3 separate regions of the Homo sapiens genome follow, and regions 2 and 3 are each linked to region 1. The links are chromatin loops, found by intact Hi-C in ENCODE. Cell type or tissue: IMR-90. All regions are shown on one strand.

Region 1 (8,000 bases):
CCTTGCTAGGATCCAGGTATCTGTCATTTACATCTCCATGTGACATGAAACCATAAGCCTCCTCTGAGAGCACTTAGAAGTTAAACCAGATCATAAAGCTGGAGCTCCTAGCCTTGGCATCGTTGTTTGCTTCCCTGACGTAGCTGCCCACTGCCCTATAGTATCACTGCTACTTCCCTAACCTCAGTTTCTCTCTCCTTCATCTTGTTAGCTGCCTCCCCAGCTTGTCTTCTGCATCCTTCCCTTTGTTGTCTGTCCTTCCTATTTTCTCTGTCTCCCTCCTTTTGTTACCTATATCTGCTACCCTCAGCCTGTTGGCCTCTTTTGTAATGAGCTTCCTTCGTCTTATTTTCTTCCCTCATCTTTCTATCTGCTTCCTTCATCTCCATCTTTATTTCCCTCATCTGCTCCCCCAGCTCCTTTCTCTGCTTCTTTCCTTGTCTACTTCCCTCATCTTTTTATCGGTTTCCCCATCTCATTCTCTACGGCCCTAATTTTGTTATCTTCTTGCCTCCTGTAGCTCTTTGAGTTTGTGACCTGCTTTAAACCATCTCTACTTGAAAAGAATACCAGGCTTTAGCAAATATAGGTGAGAGGTGGAGATCAGGGAGAGGTAGACTTGTGTGTCACCCTCCTGGGGACTGACCTAAGTACCTTTGTAAGGGCTTGTCTAACACATGCCCCTGTGACCCACTGGGGACTCCCAGCGTAGGACAGGGTTATGAGGAAGTAGGCATTGCTCTTCAGGGGCATCAACAGTGGAGTAGTGATGCCCCCCTATGGCCTCTGTACCCTTATTTCTTACCTTCCTTTCACTAGGAGGAGGCCTGCTCACCTTGGGCCAGTTCTGGCTATGATGTAGATTGAGGGAACAGAGGTCTCAGGACGTGGTTGATAGCTTCCCATTGGTGCCTCCTGAAGACAGAGCTCCTGGGAGAGTAGTGAGCATGAAGCCCATGGGCTTGAGCTGGCACAGAGGGACGGGAGCCCAGAAGCCACAGGTCTAAACCCAGTGACACTGGGCAGAGTGGATCAGAGTGAGGCTTTAGAGTCCAGACTGTGTGAGCTCCAGTCCTGGCTCTATTGCTTGCCAGCTGTGTGACCTTGGGCTAGTCAGTCTGCCTCTCTGTACCCACTTTCCTCACGTGTAAAATGAGATAATGAAATTGAATAATAGTAACATCCTGAGGTTGTGGGGTAGAGCAATGAGATGGCATGTGTAAAATACAGTGCCTGGCACGTAGCAAACACTGAGCAGTCAGTCTTCAGAAGGAGAAGATGTTTGGGTACAAGAATAAGGAATGTGGCCCTGGGGCTTTCCTCAGTCTCTCTGCCGTAGTCACATTTGAGTCAAAATTCATTTAGGCAAATGAGTGGATGTTTTACTATTTTTTTTTTTTTTAATTTTAATTTTGTTGTTGTTGTTGAGTCGGAGTCTCGCACTGTTGCCTGGGCTGGAGTGCAATGGTGCAATCTCGGCTCACTGTAACCTCCGCCTCCCAGGTTCAAGCCATTCTCTTGCTTCAGCCTCCTAGTAGCTGGGATTACAGGCACCTGCCAGCACACCTGGCTAATTTTTTATATTTTTAGTACAGACAGGGTTTCACTATGTTGGCCAGGCTGGTCTTGAACTCCTGACCTTGTGATCTGCCCACCTCAGCCTCCCAAAGTTTTTCAGAATTTTTAAGAAAACACTTCTAACCTTAAGCCTTTCTTTCAAACTCAGATCCCCTTACACATTGATCAGACGTAGCAAGTTTGCTTCAAGTTTTTGGAACTGGTTTCCACTTTAGGCTACTGAAGGTCCCATATCCCCAGAAGACTATCCCCTCATCTCCTCAGCCTCCCGTTTAAAGATACACACTGCAGTCGGGTGGGTGCCAGATGAGGAAAGCGGAAGATGCTGATTCCCTCCCACGCAGTCTCAGGGCCAGAGGGAAGGAGGGTCCTGCCAGGCTGTCTGGGCCACCCCCCCACTTTGGCTTCAGGACTACAGAAGCATCTCCTACGTTAGGCTGCGTCCAGGAGAGAGGGACTAAGGGATTTCGTTTAGAAGAAGGGGCAGGGGCTGAGAGTTCGGCTTGTAAATGTGTAGGCGAGAGTGTTGACATACATCACTTCACACCTGATGAAGGAAAGAGAAGACAGGCTATGAACCTAAGAGGGGTGGAGCGACAGTTTGTCTCCCTTTCAGATGGCCCCAGGCTACTACGAGTCTACGGTTTCACTTGTCCAGTTTAAATTAGCAAGTAATGAAGTCACACAAGCAGAAGCTGCTGCTCATGATTATAAGACCCTTAGAACTATCTATCCTGCTGGACTTTAGAGGGCAATGAGCCTGGTTCCCCCCTCTCTCGGGTCTTCCTTTGTCTCTATCATGGGATATTGGGCTGCACATGTTGAAATTGTGAAAAGCGTTGAATCCATAAGAAGTACCAGCTTGATAAATGTAAGTCTGTATGATGCCTCCCAAGGATCTGTGTGAAAAGTAAACTTGCGGCCAGGCGCAGTGACTCATGCCTGTGATCCTAGCACTTTGGGAGGCTGAGGTGGGCGGATCACCTGAGGTTGGGAGTTTGAGAGGGGGCGGGCGGATCACCTGAGGCTGGAGTTTGAGACCAGCCTGACCAATATGAAGAAACCCCATCTCTACTAAAAATACAAAATTAGCAGGGCGTGGTGGCGCATGCCTGTAATCCCAGCTACTCAGGAGGCTGAGGCAGGAGAATCGCTTGAACCTGGGAGGCTGAGGTTGTGGTGAGCTGAGATCGTGCCATTGCACTCCAGCCTGGGCAACAAGAGGGAAACTCCGTCTCAAAAAAAAAAATGTAAACTTGCTCTCCATGAGGGGAATTGGGGTCTGCTCCCGTAAAATGGGAGGGGTGGCCTGGGGGCTCTTCTTGTCCTTAAGGGCAATCAATTTCCCGTCCTCTGGGTTCCTTCTACCCCTGCAGCCTGCTGGAACCTGCTGTGGCAGCAGCATCTAGCCAGGGCCGCCAAGTGCTGGGTCGCTCCACCCACAGCAAGATGGGCCGTGCTGGTCAGGGCTCCACGGAAAAAGCACAAATAAATCAAACACCAGCTCCTACTTAAGATCTGATGAAATTCTCCATTTCCGCTCCAAATTGAATTCCTCCCGAAGGATGGGAGCAGCTCCTGGGAGTAATGAAGGCACTCCTTCCTCCTCTGCTAGAAACATGTTTTAGATTAACAGACGCAGTCTTCTAATCTGGGTGGGTAGGTAGTGTTCAGGAACAGCCTTGAGAAAGTGTTTTCAGACCAGACATGATATTTTTAATCTCGAGGGGCAAGGCGGCAGACATGCAATACGCTTGGCCTCTGTGGAGGAGGCAGCCCCAGAGGTGGTCTGCTGGGGAAGAATGACAACACGGGAGTGTGGCTGCAAGCCACCCCTGCCTGCCACCTCCTTTTCCTCCACCACTTGGAGCCAAAAAGAATTTATGGTGGGGAATAGAAGCAAGAGGGCTTGTGTTTTTTGAGATTTGAAATATCACTTTCCTGCCCATCTCTTATTTGGGAAAAATAATCAACTCTGTGATTTAAAAAAAAAAAAAAAAGACAAGAAAGAAACGTTTTTAGGATGAAGATGTCATTGAAGTGATTATCTTCCATTCTCTGTAATGATGATGAATCGACAGTCTGGCATTTGTAGAGGCAGTTGACACAGACCCTTTCAAGGGGAAAAAAAGAAACAGTTTTCCAGTGAGGCTTGTCAGGGGGAAGACTGATCGCCGGCAGGCCGGCTCGGACCATGAGCACAGTTCCAAGAATGCAGGGATGAGGAGGAGCCGGGCTGGGCTGTTGAGTCCAGGCTGAGGTAGGAGTGCAGTGTTTTACAGGTCCGTTCTGTTTTGTGGGTGGACATGGGTAGATTACCTGTTGGGAAAGAAATACTTAATATTATTCCTTGAAGTGAGCTAAAGAGAATTACTTTTCTTCACTCACTGTTGAAGAAAAGCAATCTAAAAAAAGAGGTTAAATCTACTTAACATGAGACGTTCAGACATTTAGTGCCCAAGGGAGGGAAGGAAATTCTCCTTGAAAGAATATTCTGTTGGTCCTTTTATGTCAGGATTTTGTTAACAGCCTTTGAGAAAGGTTATCAAAACCTTACTCCATGTTTTTGGTTTAGTTTTTAAAAGAAGCCTTTTCCTTCATAGGGAAATAGCCCCAGAGTATCCAGTATGTCAAACCCAACCTTAGAGGGCCAAACGGGCCCCGGAGGCTTTCGATTCAGGTTCCCAGCCGGAAAATTGCTTTTCAGGGAGAAGGTCATGTTTTCCGCAGATAGTGGGGTCATTTGTATGGTTAAACGCCCTTCCTTCTGAGCCGGCAGGATGTTCAGACTTGGCCTCCCTCAGAGGACAGTAGGAAGTACATTTACCCCCGACTCAGAAGAAAGGATTGAAGATGGGAAGGGGAAATTTAGGTGGAATTCTGGCAACGCTGGGTCCTGTCCCAAGCCCAACAAGATGGACTGAGGCCGGGGTCGTGTCTCCAGAACATTGAAGGGTGGGGAGGGAAGTGTGGTGCAGACAACAAGGACTGCTCAAGGGGAAAAAATGAAAGGGTGGGAGAAAGAAGTGCCACCCACCCTCCCCACAGCTGCTTTTGTGCATTCCTTCAGGCCCTCGCAGACTTTTATATTTGCATAAATGGGCCCTGGTGAGGCTTCCACACTGGGACAGAAGAGCAGGCAGGTCCCCGGACAGTGGAGGCTTTTTCTTCATGAATAGTCTTAGAGCGATTTCGCAGTCATCCACTCGTGGAAGCTTCCTGGCTGGAGTCCGCCCTCCAGTCTCTGTAAGGACGTGCGTGTCTGTCTTTCTGGCTGCAGACCCTGCCCACGCAGGCTTGCCCTCCAGCCTGTTTATAAGGCCTGAAGTTACTTCTGTCTTGTTTTAGCCCAAAGGGTGAACTGCTGCCAGCAGTATGTCTGGAATGTTATTTACTTGGTACATTTCTGTGGCTTTTTGTAGCATTGCACATGCCAGAGCCATTTACTTGAAAATGCCAGGTTGCACAGTTTGTCTTCTCAACGGGGTGACTTTCTCAGTTAGGGGAGTTTAGTTCCTGTGTCTCTCAGTTTCTTCCTTCCTTCCTTGTTTTTTTTTTTCCCCTGAGTTAGTGCTCTGAACAATACTGTTGGTGCCTGTTGCATCGCACCCCTTTATCCTGAGTGCCCCAACTCCACTTGTAATTTCTGGGGTTTCTGGTGTCCTCTTCAGAGCACCTGGCAGATGCTTTTTCATTTGCATGCCTGCCCTGTTATTACTTCACATGAAAGCTGTCTGTTTTGGCAGACATGACTACCATGATTGCAGTTGAGCTCTCTGAGCTGAATGGGTGATGTTGTGTAAGGGAACTCGAGGTGGGGTTTTCTCTAATGGTGGCTGTGGGAGTGGAAGAAAAACCTGCGAGCAGTCTTGGCTTGTGCCGAGCCGACATGATAGCAAACAAATGACTTTTGAAGGGAGGAACCGGTGTGTACAGTTTCCTAATTTGGAAGGTTTCACAACTGTTTTTGTTCAACTGATGGAGGAGAGATTTTTTTAAGGGCAAATTCTTCATTAGGAAGACTGTAAACAAGTCCTGGAAAAAGGATAATTGCTGAAGGAGGAGGCATGGAAGATATTTGATGGGCCTCTTTCGTCAGCTCCCCTTCTTCCCATTCCACCTATGCAGTTTTAATGGTGATATTTTGGGTTTTAACACAAGGTATGGAAAATGAGATTAGATAAATCTCCCTGTCTGGTGCCAGTCCTGGGGCCATTTGCACACCTGGGTGGGATAACTCCCTGCCTTCTTTCTGTCAGCATAATTTTGTTCTGTCATGTGAGTCTATAAGCACTTGCAGATATGATGGAAAAGCTTGGCCTTACACGGTCTCGGCCTTTATTCGGGCCTCCTGGAAACCTCAGCCATCCCCGGCACCTGCTCGTTTGTTAACATCATAGCCAGCTCCCCGTGCAGAATGGAACATTTTCTGCTCCATTCTTCTTGGCTTTTTCTGTCCTTCTGCATGACTTCTCAATTTGTTTGTAAGCTGCTCAGATTTTTGGCTGAAGGGTCTTCTTTGATCACTCTCCTGACAGCTTAGGCTTCACACTGTCACACCTGCTCTTCTTTTACAGTCCAGATTTCAGAGTAAATGCTTCCATTGCCTTGTAATTTTTGTTTTGAGTGTAAAACTTTGGTGCAGGTTACTTATTACAGGTAATAGCCGTTTGATGATGGAGAAAACTGGTTGGCAGAAACGGCCACCTGAACTACAGCCAGAAACATAAACTGCCACTTTATTTATGTCTGAAAGCATCTAAGCCGCAAGCCTATCTGTCATGATCTAGCATGCACATGATAATAACAGGCTTGCCAGGCTAGGAAAGCTGCCCCATCGGATGGCCATGAGGACAGGCTCTAACAAGACTCTGTGCATTTTCTCCCCCATTATCCACAGCCCACACATCATGTTCCTCTCTCAGAGCATCTTGACAGGAGGGAACCATCTCTGTGGGACCCGCCTCTGCCATGAAATTGCCCATGCCTGGTTTGGCCTAGCCATCGGGGCCCGAGACTGGACGGAGGAGTGGCTGAGTGAAGGCTTCGCCACTCACTTGGAGGATGTGTTTTGGGCCACAGCACAGCAGGTGGGTTAAAGTGACCCTAAGTATTTCACTACCCAGAGTCAAATTCCATTTCTGGTCATTTGCTCACCCAACAGCTATGGACTGAGGGCCTACTATGCACTAGGCACAAATTTTGCTGGGGAGATGGCTGCATAAATAAGAGAGGGAAGCCCCTACTCCCCACAGGATTTACAATCTAGAGATGGGAGAGAGAGTAGACAAGTGAATCAGTAATGGGTCAAGTGTTGGAGTACTGTGAAGAGAAATGAGACCCATAGAGGGGCAGTGGGTCCTATTTTAGAAGGTAGTAAGAGAAGGCCTCTCTGATAAGGAGATATTTGAGCAGAGATGTGAAGAAAAGGTCATGCTATAGCATACTCAAGCACTTCTTTGTGGTTGTGATTGTGGTGACTTGTGTGTGTGCAGTGTATGTGTGTGTGTTTTAAATAAAGAGATTAAAACATAAATCCAGAGTCATCTCAGATGTCTGCTCACAAGTAGTGAATGAAGAATGAAGCAGGGGCGGTATAGATTAGGGAATGGTGAGAACTGTGGCAAACTGACAGCAGCTACTCAGCTCTAACCAATTGTCATGGTGAAGGAAGGAGGGCTCAATATAACCTACACTATTAGTTTTTTAAGGTAACTTATAATTCTGGACTTTTATGTGAAGTTTACTAATTTAAAAAATACCACGCAAGACAAACATACCCAGAAGCCAGACCTGGTGCACACGCTCCCAGTTTGCAACCTCTACCTTAAAGCATTGGCCACCAGTTCCAATGAGGATGATAAGCAACTAAGCTGCTTCGTGCTTACTTTCAAGTTCCTATTTTTGTTGTTGTTGTTGTTGTTGAGACGGAGTCTAGCTCTGTCGCCCAGGCTGGAGTGCAGTGGCACGATCTTGGCTCACTGCAACCTCCACCTCCTGGGTTCAAGCAATTCTTCTGCCTCAGCCTCCTGAGTAGCTAGGATGACAGGCACATGTCACCATGCCCAGCTAATTTTTGTATTTTTAGTAGACGGGGGTTTCGCCATATTGGCCAGTCTGGTCTCGAACTCCTGACCTCGTGATCCGCCCACCTTGGCCTCCCAAAGTGCTGGGATTACAGGCGTGAGCCACCGCGCCCAGCCTCAAGTTCCTAATGTTTAGGTCACTTTTTTCCCCCTGTCATCTCTGTCCCTTATACACTGGACTATTTGGCATTTTCCAAAATTCCCAAGTTTGTGCATACCTGCATGATATTGTTCAAGGTCCTTTGTCTGTTGAAATCTTATTTATTTTTCACTAACCAGCTGGAGGTCACCTTCTCTAGCTAGCCCAGGCTGATTACCCGGCTCACAATTCAACAC
Region 2 (8,000 bases), 240 kb before region 1:
GAAGAATGAGCATAATAACATAAACTACAATTCAGAAAAGCATCCCAAACACGAGCAGTGAGGAAGAATCTCTTGTGAATGCCAAAAGGAGTCTGAGTGGGTGAAACAAACAATTATTTCACATATGACACAGAAAAAGGAAAATCAAGTTCGATGCAGTCCCCAGCGTACTGTCTTCTATACAACTTTTCAAACGGCCGGGCATGGTGGCTCATGCCTGTAATCCCAACACCTTGAGAGGCTGAGGCAGGTAGATCACGAGGTCAGGTGTTCAAGACCAGCCTGGCCAAGATGGTGAAACCCCGTCTCTACTAAAAATACAAAAATTAACCAGGCGTGGTGGCAGGTGCCTGTAATCCCAGCTACTCGGGAGGCTGAGGCAGGAGAATAGCTTGAACCCATGCAGCAGAGGTTACAGTGAGCCGAGAGTGCGCCACTGCACTCCAGCCTAGGTGACAGAGTGATACTCTGTCTAAAAAAAAATAAATAAATAAAATAAAACCTTTTCAAACTTCTGCTTTATTTCTGTACAAGAAAACTCTGAGCTCTCCAGTAGAACAATTTAGGTTTTAGGATAAGCACAAAATAATGCTTTGCAGTATGCAATTTTGTTGCCAAAACCATAGAGACATCATTCAAACTCCCACTTCTTATACTAAAAACAGGTAGTTTACTTTGCTGCCAAGAATCTTATAAAATCATCCCAAATTTACAAATGTTATGCCAGGAGAAAAAGTAGAAAAGTTTATTCACAAAATTTCTTTTTAAAACATCTCTATGGATAGCACATAAAACTCAATGGCTTAAGATGTGGAAAAGCCATTACTATCATATGCGTATGAGCAGATATTTTATAGCTGGATAAAAATGCCCCTGTCCAAAGTATGAATCAACTTTTGGCACATGTGTAAGTCAAGTTAGGCCAGGCGACATGGAGCAACAAATAAACCCTGAAACCGTGCCTTTATAAAGTCTGATGCAGTTGGGTGACCCCTTCCATACTGCAGCTGTGCCATGTAGAACGAGTATCTGCCAAGATCACTGCAGCACAGGAAGAGACGGAGGAGGCATGCAGCTCTCAAACACCTTCACCTGGAATGACGCATTGAGAAACACCAGGAGGAAACGTGAGGACAACAGGCCATTGCTTCTGCCCGTGGTGCATGTATGAGGGAGAAGTATGAATGGTTTTGTTGTTGCTGACTACCAACAGGACCCCATGCCTTGGGCGAGTGAGTGTGTGTGTGTGTGTGTGTGTGAGATTAAATAACCAGGAGATGTGATGTGCCTTGGCAGTGCAGCCACCAATGGATGTGGATGGGGTCTGTGCTCCATGTGCAGCGCGAGGGGGCAGTGCCACAAAAGTAAGAGAAGATGCATCTGAATGTCAACCCTACCCCGGGTTATCCTCTGAGAACACCTAAGGACAACAGCATGCTCCCAACCTTGATTCAGTATTTAAGAAAATGAAAATCACATGTAATCCACATGCTTGTAGTTCTCTCTTCAGTGTGTTGTGGCAAGACACTGGGACTGAAACACCAAGGCTTCAGTCTAGGTCCTGCTGCTCACTGCACAGAAAGCCAATCACTGAGACAGTAAGTATTGCCAGGGAAGAAGGCTTAAATCAGGTGCTGCAGCTAAAGAGATGGGAGCTCAGCCTCAAATCCATCTCCCTGGGGGACGCAAATTAAAAGTGGACGTAGCAGCGAAGAATGTGACCCTGCATGGGAAAACAAAAATGAGGGAGGGGTAAGGAAGAGGAGTTGGTCCACAAGAAGCTGGTGGTGGGTTAGGCAGTCATGACCTGTGAGGGGTCTGCAGCATTTTCCAGATGCTGCAATCTGGTGAGTTTCCGTTCCTTGATGCTTATCTGGGAGGTCTGATGATTGGTTTCCTGAGAAAGAAACTCAGGTAAGACAATTGTAACTTTCTCAAGTTTTAAGACTGAGAGGGGCAGTTCCTGGCATTCACTGAGGCTCACTTCCTTGGACTCTTTGGAGGTAGAGCTCAGAAATACACATTTTAAACAAGTTCTGCAGAGATTTTTATGCACACCAATTTATTGGTAGGCTTGGAAAACTTTGCTAAAAATGGATACATGAAAACATGAGATGTCAATTGCAACAGGCAATGGAAATGAATTTGAGTTTAAAAGTTCCTCTGTCCTGAAGAAATTTCAGATGGTAACTTTATTTCCAACTTATGTGCTCCTTAAGCAATAAAGTTTTCAGTGCTGACATAAGCCAAGTTTCTTGCCTTTTATGGTAAAAACATTAGTGACTCCGTTTCTCCAAGTGCGAGGACAAAAATCCCAGTAATCCCTCTAATTCATAGCACCTCCACAGATAATGACTGTTTGTTGTCAGATGGAAATAATTTCATTAGCATAAGTGGATGCGGAGTTTATAAATGCAGACGCATGTGTTTCATATTCTGCTCCTATTTATTTACACATTCTGTAAACACATGTATACACAAAGTCACATGGACATTTTTAGGCGAGCGCCTGGAACACTGTGCACATGGAAATACCGCAGTTGTTGCCTTCAGGACTTTTTTTGTCAGGTGGCAAGTTGGTTACTGTTCAGAGGATCTCAGTTACCCCATTACCACCTCTCCCAGGTGAAAATGTGCCCTGCCGCAAGTCAGGCTCTGGAACTTTCTTGAACTTCCTTTTTCTCTTCGAAAAGTCCTGTCCTCTTAGGGCTCTAATTTATTGGAAAAGTAATTCATTCCCAAATATTCATGGTTTCTAATATGTTAATATCACAGCCTTCTCAAATAACATATCTCTAAATCCACAATACTCAAAGTTAATGAAGAGAAGTTCAATCAGGTTGATGAGGAGGCTGGATTGTACACTCCCTTCTGCTAACACAAAAGGCCTTGGACACACCTGGGATCAAGTCAGAATGAACCTGGTTCTGGAAACACAAGCTTGCACAGTGTAGGGAGAGGCAGGTAGAAAAGGTGGCAGAGCTGTGTGTCTCTTCTGAGCCTCCCCTGGAGAATGAAATGGACCCAAATGTTATCTACCTCATCAGAAACAATTGGTAACTACAACCCAGTGTCTCCTGAGCTAAATTAGATTTTTGTACTACATGCTAAATGTAATGTGACGGGGAAAAAAGAAAGTTAGGTAGAAATCATGCTTTCCAAAGCTCTCTTTATTTAAATGGTCTGTTTTGGTCCAGGGACTGTATGATCTTTTTTTCTCTCTCTTTAAATTTATGAAAACTTTTTTTCTGATAGTGAAAGCAAAAATACTAGCTGTCTTCTGCTGAGTATACTCTGTGCCAGGCACATGCTAACTCCTTTACATTAACAGATGAGAAAATGGATGCCTAGAGCCAATAGCTGCCTCAAGATTGAACAGCTAATTAGTAGCTAAACCATGATCAGAACCCGAAGCCCATGTACTGGAGAGTGTTCCCCTAAAATCCATGTGCTTCCCAGAACCTCAGAATGTGACCTTATTTGGAAATAGGATCATCACAAATGTAAGTAAAATGAGGTTATACTGGAGGAGGGAGGGCCCCTAATCTGATATGCCTGGTGTCCTTAGAAGAGGAGAAGAGACAGACACACAAAAAGAATGTCACCTAATGATGGAGGGGGCAGTGATTGGAGTGAGGAGGAGGCTGGTAACACCAGGAGCTAAGAGAAAGGCGGAACAGGCCCTGTCAACAACTAGACTACAGGCTTGTAGCTTCCCCCACTGTGAAATACTACATTTCTCTTACAATCTGGCTGGCTTAAAAGTAAACAAAATGTATTGTTTCAGAGTTTTCCAGGCTGGAAATCTGGAGTTATTGTCTCAGTTGTTTCGTACTTTGTTAAAGCTCATGCAGCCTGCCATCTGAAACAATGCACCCTGCAAGGTGCTTAGTGTAGAAACTTTGGAAAACAGAGAATTCACTAAGTGCTCATGGTCCCACGTTCCAGAACCAGTCGCTGTAGAGTGTATATTTTCCAGTTTTCTTCACTTGCCTCTGAAGGCCATTCTGTCCACTTCTACCTTTTAAAAATAGTAGCAGTTCTCTTATGTATTTTCTTCTTTTGTTGTTTGATCAGCTGTACTCTTTATGGGATGTGCTTTCAAAAGAGTGAGAACCACTGTAAACTCCAGAATCCTGTTTTTCATCACCACCGCCACCATCCTCCTCCTCCTTCTCATCACCATCACCATCACCATCATCAACACCATCATCAGCTGGTTAGAATAGGTCCAGTTGAAATGAGAAGTGCCCCTACCCCAATCTTTGACTCAAAGCTTTGACACTAAAAACGGAACCACAGTCTCTGATGAGACTCCCCAGAAGATGGCAGTGTGGATCACAAAACCACACTATCCACTCAGTACCACTGAGCCCCAGCCCGTGGATCCTGGTGTAACCAGAAGGCCCCGGGCCTGCGGCCTTGGTAGCCAGGCCACCCGCTGCCCTGATGAGGCTGCTGGGAGTGAGTATTCCAGCTCTGCGTGGTCCTTTCGTCTTGTGAAAGAGAAAAACATTGAACTACAACTTTAAGCTCTTCATTTGAAGAAAGTTACAGTTCAGACACTGGAGATTTTTGTCACCAATATTTCAAGGTATCCACTCTAATGTCTATATTCTATCTCCTACTTATCTGAAGGGTTTAAGGCAGGCATCTCAGTATTGTGGATAAAAGAAGGAAGGGCTGAGAAAGAATTAAATGGAGAAAGTTCAGAAGGAGCAATGAAACAGAATACCAGGATCATTTATTTAATGCTTAATAGCTGTGGGATCCAGGGATACTCAATCCTCTGTTTTTTTCTTTCTTTTTTTTCCATGGGCATAATATCTGTTGCTGATTCTGCACTGTTTAACACAGCTCAAATGAGAAAATGACTATTAAAACTGTAAGATAGTATTTCTATCATTAAATATCCTTTGTATGATCTAGCAGGGATTCTTAAACATGATCAGAATCACCTAGATGGCTTATTAAACCATGGATTGCTGGGCTCTACCCCATCATTTCTGATTCAGTAGGTCTCAAGAGGGGCCAGAGAATTTGCAGCCCTAACAAATTTCCAGGTGATGCTGATGCTGCTGGTCCATGGAGGACACTTTGAGAACCACTGGGCTACAACAAATCTAAGAGAATGTGTTGCTTTCAAGCCCTTACTATAAGTCTCAGAACTTCCTAGGTGACTTTTTTTTTCCTCCCCCCAAGATGGAGTCTTGCTGTGTCACCCAGGCTGGAGTGCAGTGGTGCTCTCTCAGCTCACTGCAACCTCCGCCTCCTGGGTTCAAGCAATTCTCATGCCTCAGCCTCCGGAGTAGCTGGGATTACAGGCGCCCGCCACCATGCCTGGATAATTTTTGTATTTTTAGTAGAGATGGGGTTTCACCATGTTGGCCAGGCTGGGCGACTTGAGCTCCTGTCCTTGTGATCCGCTGGCCTTGGCCTCCCAAAGTGCTGGGATTACAGGCATGAGCCACCACGTCCGGCCCCTAGGTGACTTTTTAATGCAAAATTAAGGATAGCATTTCACAAAATTAGGAAATGCTGTTTGTGTATGTGTGAGTGTGTTCAGTGTCTAGATGTACCCAAAGGTAACCATCTTAGAGATCACACCATTTCCAGTGGGTGTGGAACTTGCACAAGTGCGTGTTTTCCACCTTATGGTGTCTACATACCCCACTCACTGCCATGAGAACCTGGTGGCTACTGAATTGACAGTCGGATCAATGTGACCCGACGGTTCCCTCAAAGACCAAAAGAAAAGCTTACAGACCACAGGACCTCCCTTGAGAATGTCACAAGAAGAGGTTGTGTTTGGTCACTGCTGGGCTTACAGCCCTTTACCTGGGTCCATTTTCCCTATAGGTTTATTTATTGCTTACTGTCCATCTTTCTCTCTACCCCCCACATGTAAAAATTTAATATGTCCCAAGAACAGTGGCTGGCAAAGGACAGGCATGCAGCAATTGTGTTGAATGAATAGATAAACGCTGGCAGTGCCCTTCTCTTCCCAAACACTTAAATGAGTTTGTGAAACGCATTTATGTGAGCCTGCTTAACACCTTCCAGAACAACTGTGAGGAAAGTTTCACATCGTTCCAGCAAAACCCACAGTCACCATTATAAACTATAAAACCCAGGTATTTGGAGAGGAGGCCCCAAATCCTTACTCACATCTTAAGCCAATCAAAATCCACGTAATTCAATCAAGAGTTAATCAACATCAATGAACACAGAATTATAGAACCAAAGAAGTTAGCGCTGGAAGGGGCTAAAAGATTCTGTAAGTCGCGGTACTCTCTGAATGAAGAAGCAGAAGGCCCCTCCTGACTATGTGGCTGTGGAGGAGCCCATGAAGAGTGAAGGGTGGGTGTCCCCTCCTAGGCTGGTGCTCCTGCTTAGCTTCTCTCCCGGACACCCTGAGACTGAGAAGCTCGCAGTGATGCCCTCCCACTAGCCCCATGTGGACATGATGCAAAGGGGAAGTGTGAGGACCAGCGGCCAGCTCCTGGCTCGCCCAGAGGCTCATCCCTATCACTCTGTTGACCTAAAAATAACGTAACCTACGTTTTACACAAGTCCTGGTTCTCACTCAGAGCATATGGTAGGATTTATTGTCTTCAGGTCCTGGTTCTCACTCAGAGCATATGGTAGGATTTACTGTATTCAGATTTTGCCAACGCGCCTATATCTTCTACATGCTACAGATTCTGAGGTTGACACTGTAGTGACCTGTGCCAGCCTAACATTGTTTTTTCTTTTTTGCCTTTTTTTTTTTTTTTTTTTGAGACAGAGTCTTGCTCTGTTGCCCAGCTGGGAATGCAGTGGCGCTATATTGGCTCACTGCAACCTCCACCTCCTGGGTTCAAATGCTTCTCCTGCCTCAGCCTCCCAAGTGGCTGTGACTACAGGCATGCACCATCACGCTTGGCTAATTTTTGTGTTTTTAGTAGAGATGGAGTTTCACCATGTTGGCCAGGCTGGTCTCGAACTCCTGACCTCAAGTGATCCACCCATCTGGGCCTCCCAAAGTGCTAGGATTACAGGAGTGAGCCACCGTGCCCGGCCTAACATTGTCTTTTCTGATCCTATAACTTGTCATTTTGGTTTTGGGATAAAACTGATCATAGGTTTAGAAAGAGCGGTTCAAGATGATGATTAAGGATCTGCCTTGAGAGCCTTAATAGACCAGGAAGATTTAAAAATAAAGGCTGGCTGGGTGTGGTCGCTCATGCGCATCATCCCAGCACTTTGGGAGACCAAGGTGGGAGGACTGCTTGAGGCCAGGAGTTCAAGACCAGCCTGAGCAATAGAGAGAGATCCCCCGTCACTATTAAAGTGAAAAAAAAGTAAAAATAATAATAAAATAAAAATAAAGGATCAGAGGGACCAGAAGCTCAGAGAAGGTATAAATGGAAAGAAACAGAGGTAGATCCTTAAATGCTCTCAAAGTCAAACTAGATAAAAGGCAGCATTAGTAGAATTCCCATCCCTTGAACACTGACAGTGTTGCAGCCAGCCAGCCAAGTGTTTCATCTTTAGTGACATTCAATTCGCTACCAAGCTGTGCAGTGCATACTAGACTGAGCCACATAAAATTGCCATATTTATAAGTCAAAAATGGTTGAGCAACGACAATATTATTTGGTTCTAAGATGGATCATTCCCATGTTACAGATAAGGAGCCTGAGCCTCAGAATGGAGAAATATCCTGGCAGTAGTCATTGTGCTGGAAAATGGCGTAGAGCAAGATTTTGAACCCAAATCTGATAGACTCCAAAATCCATTCTCTTTCCACTAAACTATGGGGCTAGATAAGAAGGTGAAGCTCAGGAAAAGCCATAGGCAATTGCACTGTTTGTACTGTACTCGATAACATTTCTTTTCATAACTCATAATCCTTTATTCTCCCTTTATAGTCATAAATAATGCACTTCAGGAAAACTGCAAGTACCATCTTGAAGGAGCCCTAAGTACTGAAAGAACCACAAATGATTGTTTCCAGG
Region 3 (8,000 bases), 130 kb after region 1:
TTGCTAATCCCTTCTAATTTAGAGGAAAAACCATATTATCACACTGAATGTTAGTGATGATTGCCTATTTGTCCATATGAACACAGTAATTTTGTGCATAGTATAGATTACTATTCACCAGGAATATAGGGCTGTATAAAAAACATTTAACCAAAGAAGAATCGTGTTGATAAATTATTAACTAAAATTACTAAATTTGTAATGAATAATCCTACACAGACCATCTGATTGTGATTTTTGACATATTGGAGTAATATAGGAAGTTATAGAAAGGAAGAAATTCTGGGTTTGGATGAAATTACTGGTTTTTTCCCTTGGAAAAAAAATCTGAATATATTTTATAATTTGTTAGTATTGTAAGTAACAGCCTAAAAACCTGAGCATGTGACTGTTTGACACTGTGCTTCCTATATATCTGTTTACAGAATATTTGGAAAATTTTAAATTCTTCCAGTTCTTGATTGCTGCTTGCACAGAACCAATGTTAAAATGTTATGACTAAGACTAGAGAGACAATGATAGGTTTCTCGGTGCACACTTAGTGCTAGGAGGTCTTCCCATACCTACCGGGCCAGCTTTAGAGAAACCCCTGGTTTCCAGTTGCCTGGTTCAGTACTTTGTTAGAGCACATGCTTTAATTATTTTCAGTGTTCTTAGGTTTGGTTGTGGTAATGAATTTCTTCATAAAGTAGATCTCTCTTTTAAGTGAATTATTAGGAAATACTTGTAGCATGATTTAAGAAAAATATTTCAGCTTCAGCTGGAAGCAGAAAAATGGACAGAGGGGAAGCCAGAGAGTTCAGGTAGGTTACTCGGAGAAACAGTTGACACAAAGCATTCCTTATTTTCTTATTATGTATCTTTAGAATGTAATTTACACAAATTGAACCATAGTTTACATTTTATTCTGAACCTTTTTTCTAAAAACATTTCTTGCCATCTTCCTATATTACAAAAATAATTCCATCTCATTCTTTTTAATAGCTACATAGTATTCCATTGCATGGCTACATACCATATAGGATGTTTTGATTCATATACTCAACCAACCGTTTTTTTACAGTAAAGGTATACTCATATGCTGGGCCTTAGGGGGTTATAAGTTAATGTATAACTAGAATTGGAGCTAGCAAATGTCACTGTTTGTAAATTAGGAACTCAGAATTATAAAATGTATACTCTCCTTCAAGATAAATACAACAAGTATATTACGTACACTGTTATTAATTTAGGTAAGAGCATTAATTCATTTTTGTTGTTGTTGTTGTTGTTGTTGTTGTTGGATACAGAGTCTTGCTCTGTTGCCCAGGCTGAAGTCTACTGGATTAATCATAGCTCACCGCAGCCTCCAACTCCAGGGCTCAGATGATCCTCCCACTTCAGCCTCCCAAATAGCTGGGACTACAGATGCATATCACCACACCTAATTTTGGGGGTGGGTAGGGAGCGAGGTCTCACTGTGTTGCTCAGGCTGGTCTGAAACTCCTGAGCTCAAGCCATTCTCCTGTCTAGACCTCCCAGAGTGCTGGGATTACAGGTGTGAGCTACCACTTGTGGCAAAAGCATTAATTCTAAGGAAACAAAAAGAAGGAAATTTTTATGAAAATGTGAATACAAGAAAAGTTAGGAATATTCTGATACTTTAAAGTATTCCAATTTCTTTAGAAATATTCAGGCATATATTGAACATGCCATTGTTGTCATGGCAGGGTGAATAGACAGAATCACTTAGGAATTTAGTTTCTTTTTCATGAGTGATTATTTTCTTGAGAAGCATAGATCAGGAATGTTTTCCCTTTGGCCCCTTGTAATTGGTCTGGCAGGATCTGGGGTTGGGGAGGTGGACACAAGGATCCCACACATCTCTTGTGAAATACTTGGAAATTTTCAATTTGAGTGTTTATGATGCTTCCAACATATATAATAACATAAAATATTAATGTACACGTGGTTGTAAGAGATCCAGTTGACCAGAGGATTGCATGTTTCATCATTTAAATAATATGCTTTGTGTTAGATTGCATATAGTGTATGCTTTTAACAAGAGTTAGGGGAATAATAGCACGGGAACATTTGACACTTACAATCTGGAAACATGAGAATTATTTATGCCAGTAAATTATTTCAGATAGTATTTGCGAATGATGGTATGTGTCTGTTTTAGGTTCTGTGGTGCCACTTTTAGAAACTCCACAAGCAAACCATGGCTCAAAGTTTGTAGTAATCTTTTTGAACTGTAACTATTAGAATTTCCCAAAAATCTAATAAATATGCTTTTCTTTGTATAAAATGAGCTATATGAATATTTGCTGCTACTTGAATTTTCTTTCCAAAATTTGTTTATAGACATACTCCCTAAAGATGTTTGATAATCAGAAATAACTGATTCTGCTAGACAAATATGCACCAATTGATTGATTTTCTTTATTTTGAAGAAAATTTTTTTCCTCTTAATTATTTGGTGGCTTCCTTTGCTGGCAAATCCAATTTTATGCCCCACAAATAATGTGAACAGTAGAGACTTCTACTTGTAAGTTTCGGCAATTCTTTAAAATATGTTAAGTTTTTGCTTCAACATATAAAGGTTTTTCTTTTCTGAATTGTGTTTTCAGCAGCAATTCAAACCAATTGTATTTTTCCATTATACAAATTACTAATTTAGAATAAATATATTTCATTTCTGTCATGATATCCTAGTAGGCAGGCTCTTGGGCAGACACCTGATATGTGTATGTATTATTAAGTTGTCTACTTTTGTTTCTTAGAAATGTTTATCATTTAAAAAGTAACAGATGGAAGAAGACCATTTATTGAAGACTGTGGCCTGGCTAGTGTGTGGGCAGTAAGGGGTGACTGCACCTGGGTTCTGTGGCTCTGAACGTTTTCTGTTTCTTTTTGGATTATGAGGAGGGAGAACTCTTGGTTTTGTTTTGAGGAACTTCATTGATTATATCTTAATTTTGCCTTATTGGCAAAAAGCACCATGTGAAAATTTATGCAGCGTATAGATTTTCACTGTGTTTTATTTGGTTCAGAGCCGAGTCTGGAAGATGACTTAGTTTATAAGTTCTGTCTCGTGTCCTGTAGCCAAGCTTTCTGTCTCCTTTAATGAGGGCACTGTGTGATTAGAAGCTGTTTCCTCCCATTCCTGTGGACTGAAGGGGCAACCTGAGGGTCTGCTAAGGTGGTGGGTGTGTTTTCTGGGAAGAGTGAAAGGGGATTTGTCAGCCTTTGGGGGAACTTGATAAAAATGAAAGATATTTTATGTCAGTGGGATCACCTTTTTAATCCAAGGGGCAAAAGAAAACTGGTTTCTATTGTGCCCCTGCCCGAAGGCCGCCTGCATGTGACTTTCAAAGGACCCTGCTTGTGTTGAATTTCAGCCAGCAAGTCTCCAGCATACAGAATTTGAGATTTCCCCCACCCCCACCGTTTCTTCTGTTTTTGTTCCATGTAAACAGTTCCCTGCGTAGTAACATAGACAAATATAGCAGAGAATGCTTTTCTGGAAGAAGAATGCTCCCTAAGCATTTTTTAACCATTTTTGGGAAGAATTGATCTTTCTGTGTGTTTCAGACAGACTGGAGAGGGGGAGGCCGTGGCTGTAAATTGAAGTGACATCATATGTATTGCCCCCATTGATCCGCTTTTAGTCTCCAGCCAGGATAAAAGGAAATGGCATCAGGGAGGAAGCATGCTTCATTTAGGCACAGATCCCAGAGTGATAATGGGGTAATAATAGAACTCATGCCACTGTCAATCCGTGGCTGCATTAGTCCCAGGCTTATTCTCTGTCTGGGGAGCCGCACAGTGACTTTCTTCGTGTGAGGCTGCAGCGCACCAGCTGGGCCACGCCGGGAGGTGCCCTCCTTTGCTTTCGGAGGGGTGCAGGCAATGGGGCTTGGATGTTGCCATTTGCTGGTCTCTTGTCACAGGCCCTGCCTCTGCAAGGTCAGTCATGGGACATGTCCGTGGCATTTTCTGATGTAGGAGGTGAGCTGGCCTGTTCTGCATCATGCTAATGGAAGAAATGGTGGCGGAACCTCAGTTGCGTGGGTGGTCTTCTGGGAGCACAGAGTGAGTGATGCCCCCGTGACAGCAGTAAGAGGCTTCTGCAAGAGTCAGGGGTTTTTCTTAGTTGAGCTGCCTCTAGTTTAGGAGGGTGGGTTTGGAAAATTCATATTTTCTTTCCAGGAGCATGCATAAAAACTCTCCCAAACCATTCAAAGTCGTACAGCTTGCGTCGACTCTGAAGTTGGGAAAAACATGCAGTGGACTTTTTTCTTTGTACAGTTCTTAGTATTTAGCAACTATGAGATCTTCCATGTTTAGAGTAGAACACAGACTTCTAAAATCCTTAACAAGCAGCATTTGTACTTGACTGACCTCGTTTAGCATTTTATTTCTTGTACTCATTTCAGTAAGTTTCATAGTTCTGTGAAGTTCTCTTGCAAGTACCCACATCACTTTGGCACCTTGTAGTCCTATTTTGTGTAAATTTCCGAGGCAGATGCATTTTAAAAATAATGAGCTGGTCTCTGTATGGAAAAAATAACCCCATCATGAATTTCTTGTTTATGCAAAGGAAAGGACTTTTGCATTCCTGTCACTGTTGAACTGTGGGTGTGAGCACTGTTGGGCCCCCAGAAATAAAGGCAAGTTCTTTTTATACTGTCTGAAGGAGCTGCTTTCTTAGGTGGTGATGCTTGGAGGTAAGGTCCTTTATTTTTCACGATCACTCTGTGGTACGACCAAAGCCTTATCTCTCTCCCGCCAGTGCTGCTGTATTAAACACAGCTGGCCTTTCAGTCTTAAATTCAGCTGATCTTAAAATAAATAAATAAACGCAGCTGGCCTAGAAGTCATGTGAAGTTTGCTTTGATTTCCACGTGGGTGGAAGTGGAGTGGTCCACATAGCATGTCCCACTCCCCCTGTGCCCGCCCCGGGCTCCTCGTACCACCCGGTGCTGCCTTGAGCACATCTGCTGATACGTGGTCTCTTTCATTTGCTTTACAAACATTTTGGTTTATTACATGACCACTGCTTTTTCATTTGTAGGGTGGCTTTACGGGGAGCAAATGTTTATTTTACAAAGACAAATGTATGGAAGCTGTTTAACCACATTTTTGCTTCAATATGCTCTTTTTAAGGTCTATTATCTTATCCTTTAAAAATGTTGTAATGTGTACTTTGCGAATGAAAGATGCTTTATTAGTTTTATTGTCTGTGTCCCAAAATAACGTTTGTTCACTGATTTTTTTTCCCTACTTTTTTCAGAAACTACATTTCCCCCCATGAGTTAGAATAGTTACAACTAAAAGCCAGGTGGCCGCAGGTTGTTTACCAAGTGAGAGTCATTTCAAGTCTATTCAGAAGAATGGGACTCACAGAAACCTGGGAGCATGAAGCTGGCTCTGGCAGCACTGTGGTCGGGGGCCTTGTTTTAGGGGGAGCAGATACCTGAGGGGAGTGTCCATCCTTGCTTCTTACCTCTCTCAAATTAGAGTCAGTCAGTGTGCTCCCTCCCTTACTTCCATCTCGCGGTCTTAAGTCAGGGAGTTTAGCTTTAAATATTTTCATTGTGTAAAATTTGGAGAGGACAAAAGCTTCCATTGATCCTTTTGGTTCTGTTTCTGTGTAGAGTTGCTGAGCTTTCAGCTTAAAAGAAAACTCAGATATACAGGTATGAATGCAGGTATTTTTGTAGGTTCACATATAGGTAATTGTTTGATTTTAAACTGGAGCTGTATCTATTGGTTAAACCTAGTTGGGGTTAAGTTGAGGACCAAGCTAGTTGTCTTACTCAGGGTTTCTTTGCTCTGTGTGTCTCTTTAGTTTAGACCAAATCCCAAATGAGAGTTCTAACAGTAGGCTTCTTTGTAAGCACAAGCGTATAATATGGGGAGATGCTTTTCTTTCTACTCTCCCCTTCCCTGTAATTCTGCAATTTGGCAGGGCTGGTTCCTTCTGTATTTAGTTAGCAAACGAGGCCCCACTTCTGGCAAAGGGTGTTTAGGGGCTGGTGGTGCCGAGAATCACTTCTCTGTGAGGCTGAGCCCATTCCCCAAAGCCTGCCTGCCTTTGTCTGGAGGGGCCTTGATGCCAGGCGCCTGTTGTCCTCGGACTGTCTGTCTTGAGAAATGCTGCTCACCAGTTTTGAGTGTTTGTGGGGTAGAGCAGGTCCCCATCCTGTTGTGGCCTGGCCTGGGTACCCCTCGTGGAGCTGCTGTTTGACAGCAGCACAACAAAGGGTAGTAGTGAGGTGAAGTGGGGAGAGCCCACGACTGGGGTGAAAAGGAAGACACTGGGAAGAGGGCTCAAGGGCTGGAGGGCATTCAGTCAGTGGCCCTGGGAGACGGGTTAGGGGTACTTGAGGCCATGGGTTGAAGGCCCAGCCTCCTGCAGGAAAGCACCTCTCTCGGAACATCACAGGAGGCTGAAGGGTGAGATGAACTGGAAGGAGAAGGAGGGCAGAGGGAGAAAGAGAACCAGTCTCACTGGGCTGCCTGGGCAGAAGTGCTGGATACCCACATGCACCCGGCAGTGTTCATGGTATGAATGGTGAGGAGGCCTACCAGAGGCTGGGCGCCTGGGTTTGGCCTCTTCTGTAAAACAGTAGATTTCTTTTTAATACCGTATGGTGGATGGGTGATTTTGTTACAAGTAGTTATGTAGTAATTTGATATCTTTAAAACATGCTGCAATTACTTGACTTCTCATGAAAAGAAATGGAGTGTTAGTAATTCTTTGGGTCCTTGTCAGTGCTGATTGTACTGCAGTTTTGCTGAAGGCGCCTTGTTTCTCCTGAGAGAATAGCCACAGCATGTCTTTCAGATGAAGCGATGTCATGAAGTACAGAATATACCCAAGAACCAAGTGATTGCATTGGTGTCTTGTCTCCTTTCTTTCTGCCTCTGTCTGTAGGCAAGTGGGGGCTTTCTTAGAACTTAGAAGAGTGAGGTGAGAAAACAGATACCTAGTGGAATGGTGCGGTGGGTGTGGTGTTTGCAGTGCTTGCTGTCTGCCCGTTGCCCCCCGCATACCTTTTGGAAAAGTATATGTGTGTGTGAATGAGTGAGGGGGTAAGGGGGTAGGGGGTAGGGAGGGTCAGGCAGAGTGCACACTTGGGGGCAGAAAGATGAGGAGCAGGGAGGGAAACCAGTACTTTTTAAAAATTGTTTTAGAACACCAGAAAGTGGCAGTTAAAATCCAGGTGTTCTTATGAATGTACTGTTGACTTGATATCAGCTTCCAGACCTGTAATTGGGATTGACAGGAATGATCTGCACATACACAGGGATGGAGAGAAGCTCAGCAGAGAGAACCATGGAATTCATAGGATTAATTTTAAAATCTTGATTTTAGAGTAAATATTTTTCACTTCCTACAAGGCATATCTCAAATTGATTCTTCCTCCAGTGCACTACAGGGCCGATCTCACAGGGCCACCAGGCCTGGCCCTGCTGTTGCATAGCGAGTAACACGGATGAAGTCTTACACATGCTTCTCTTCATTTCTTGTATTTCACATACATTGTGTTTTATTTTTGTACCATGTTAAGACTATCTCCTGTCTTTGCCCTTAACTTGTAACACCACTTTTGACCATTCCTGTATGAGAACTCAGGAATATGGGTAACTTTGTGTGTCTGTGTGTATAGCTGCACATATAGTTGTGTACAGCCTTTTGAGCTTTTTAATGGATTATAAGTATGATTTTCGTAATGGAGGGAAGACACAGTTCTTTCAGTATGTGCTCTTTATTTCTCAGTGTGCAGCAGGTATATTTGCAGAGCTTATGTGGTAAAAAGACTGAATGCCGCATCTTAGTTCTGTGAAATTTCCAGGTGTTTGCCTGTAATTGGATGGCTCCTTGAATCTTTGTCTAGGCTAAATTACATTTTCTGGTGTATGCGTGCTGTAAAGGAAGAGATCCAGTAAACCACGATAATGTTTTATTAAGATAAGCACAGTTTTGATCTGCTCTAAGTATAGAACTG

What was found. A loop is a pair of places that touch in the nucleus more often than their neighbours do. Peaks named below come from ENCODE experiments on the same cell type or tissue, not always from the same donor. Only the 100,000 strongest peaks of a DNase experiment are listed, where the experiment ranks them.
Region 2: a loop joins it to region 1, with 4 times the contacts of the local background. A loop is called at or near these places in 9 of 110 quality-filtered maps.
Region 3: a loop joins it to region 1, with 2.6 times the contacts of the local background. A loop is called at or near these places in 2 of 110 quality-filtered maps.

What each region holds. Positions count from the first base shown.
Region 1 is chr9:94,917,508-94,925,507 of GRCh38, forward strand. AOPEP (aminopeptidase O (putative)) reads left to right here. Exons shown (of 17, transcript NM_001193329.3): 6 at 6,479-6,668. Among named protein-coding and RNA genes, the nearest start is that of AOPEP-AS1, 24 kb to the right of the region's middle. RefSeq lists an enhancer at 624-1,125. In IMR-90, no CTCF peak of the experiment used is centred here; DNase peaks (open chromatin) are centred at 2,494, 3,764, 4,944, 5,354 and 1 weaker place; H3K4me3 peaks cover 333 bases; H3K27ac peaks cover 4,986 bases.
Region 2 is chr9:94,677,291-94,685,290 of GRCh38, forward strand. LOC124902219 (a long non-coding RNA gene) reads left to right here and starts at 4,404. Exons shown (of 2, transcript XR_007061675.1): 1 at 4,404-4,594. In IMR-90, a CTCF peak has its summit at 4,330 (motif pointing right); a DNase peak (open chromatin) is centred at 4,361.
Region 3 is chr9:95,052,456-95,060,455 of GRCh38, forward strand. All of the region lies in intron 13 of AOPEP (aminopeptidase O (putative)), which reads left to right. Among named protein-coding and RNA genes, the nearest start is that of MIR6081, 8.9 kb to the right of the region's middle. In IMR-90, no CTCF peak of the experiment used is centred here; DNase peaks (open chromatin) are centred at 3,576, 4,866 and 6,766; H3K4me3 peaks cover 1,047 bases; H3K27ac peaks cover 4,742 bases.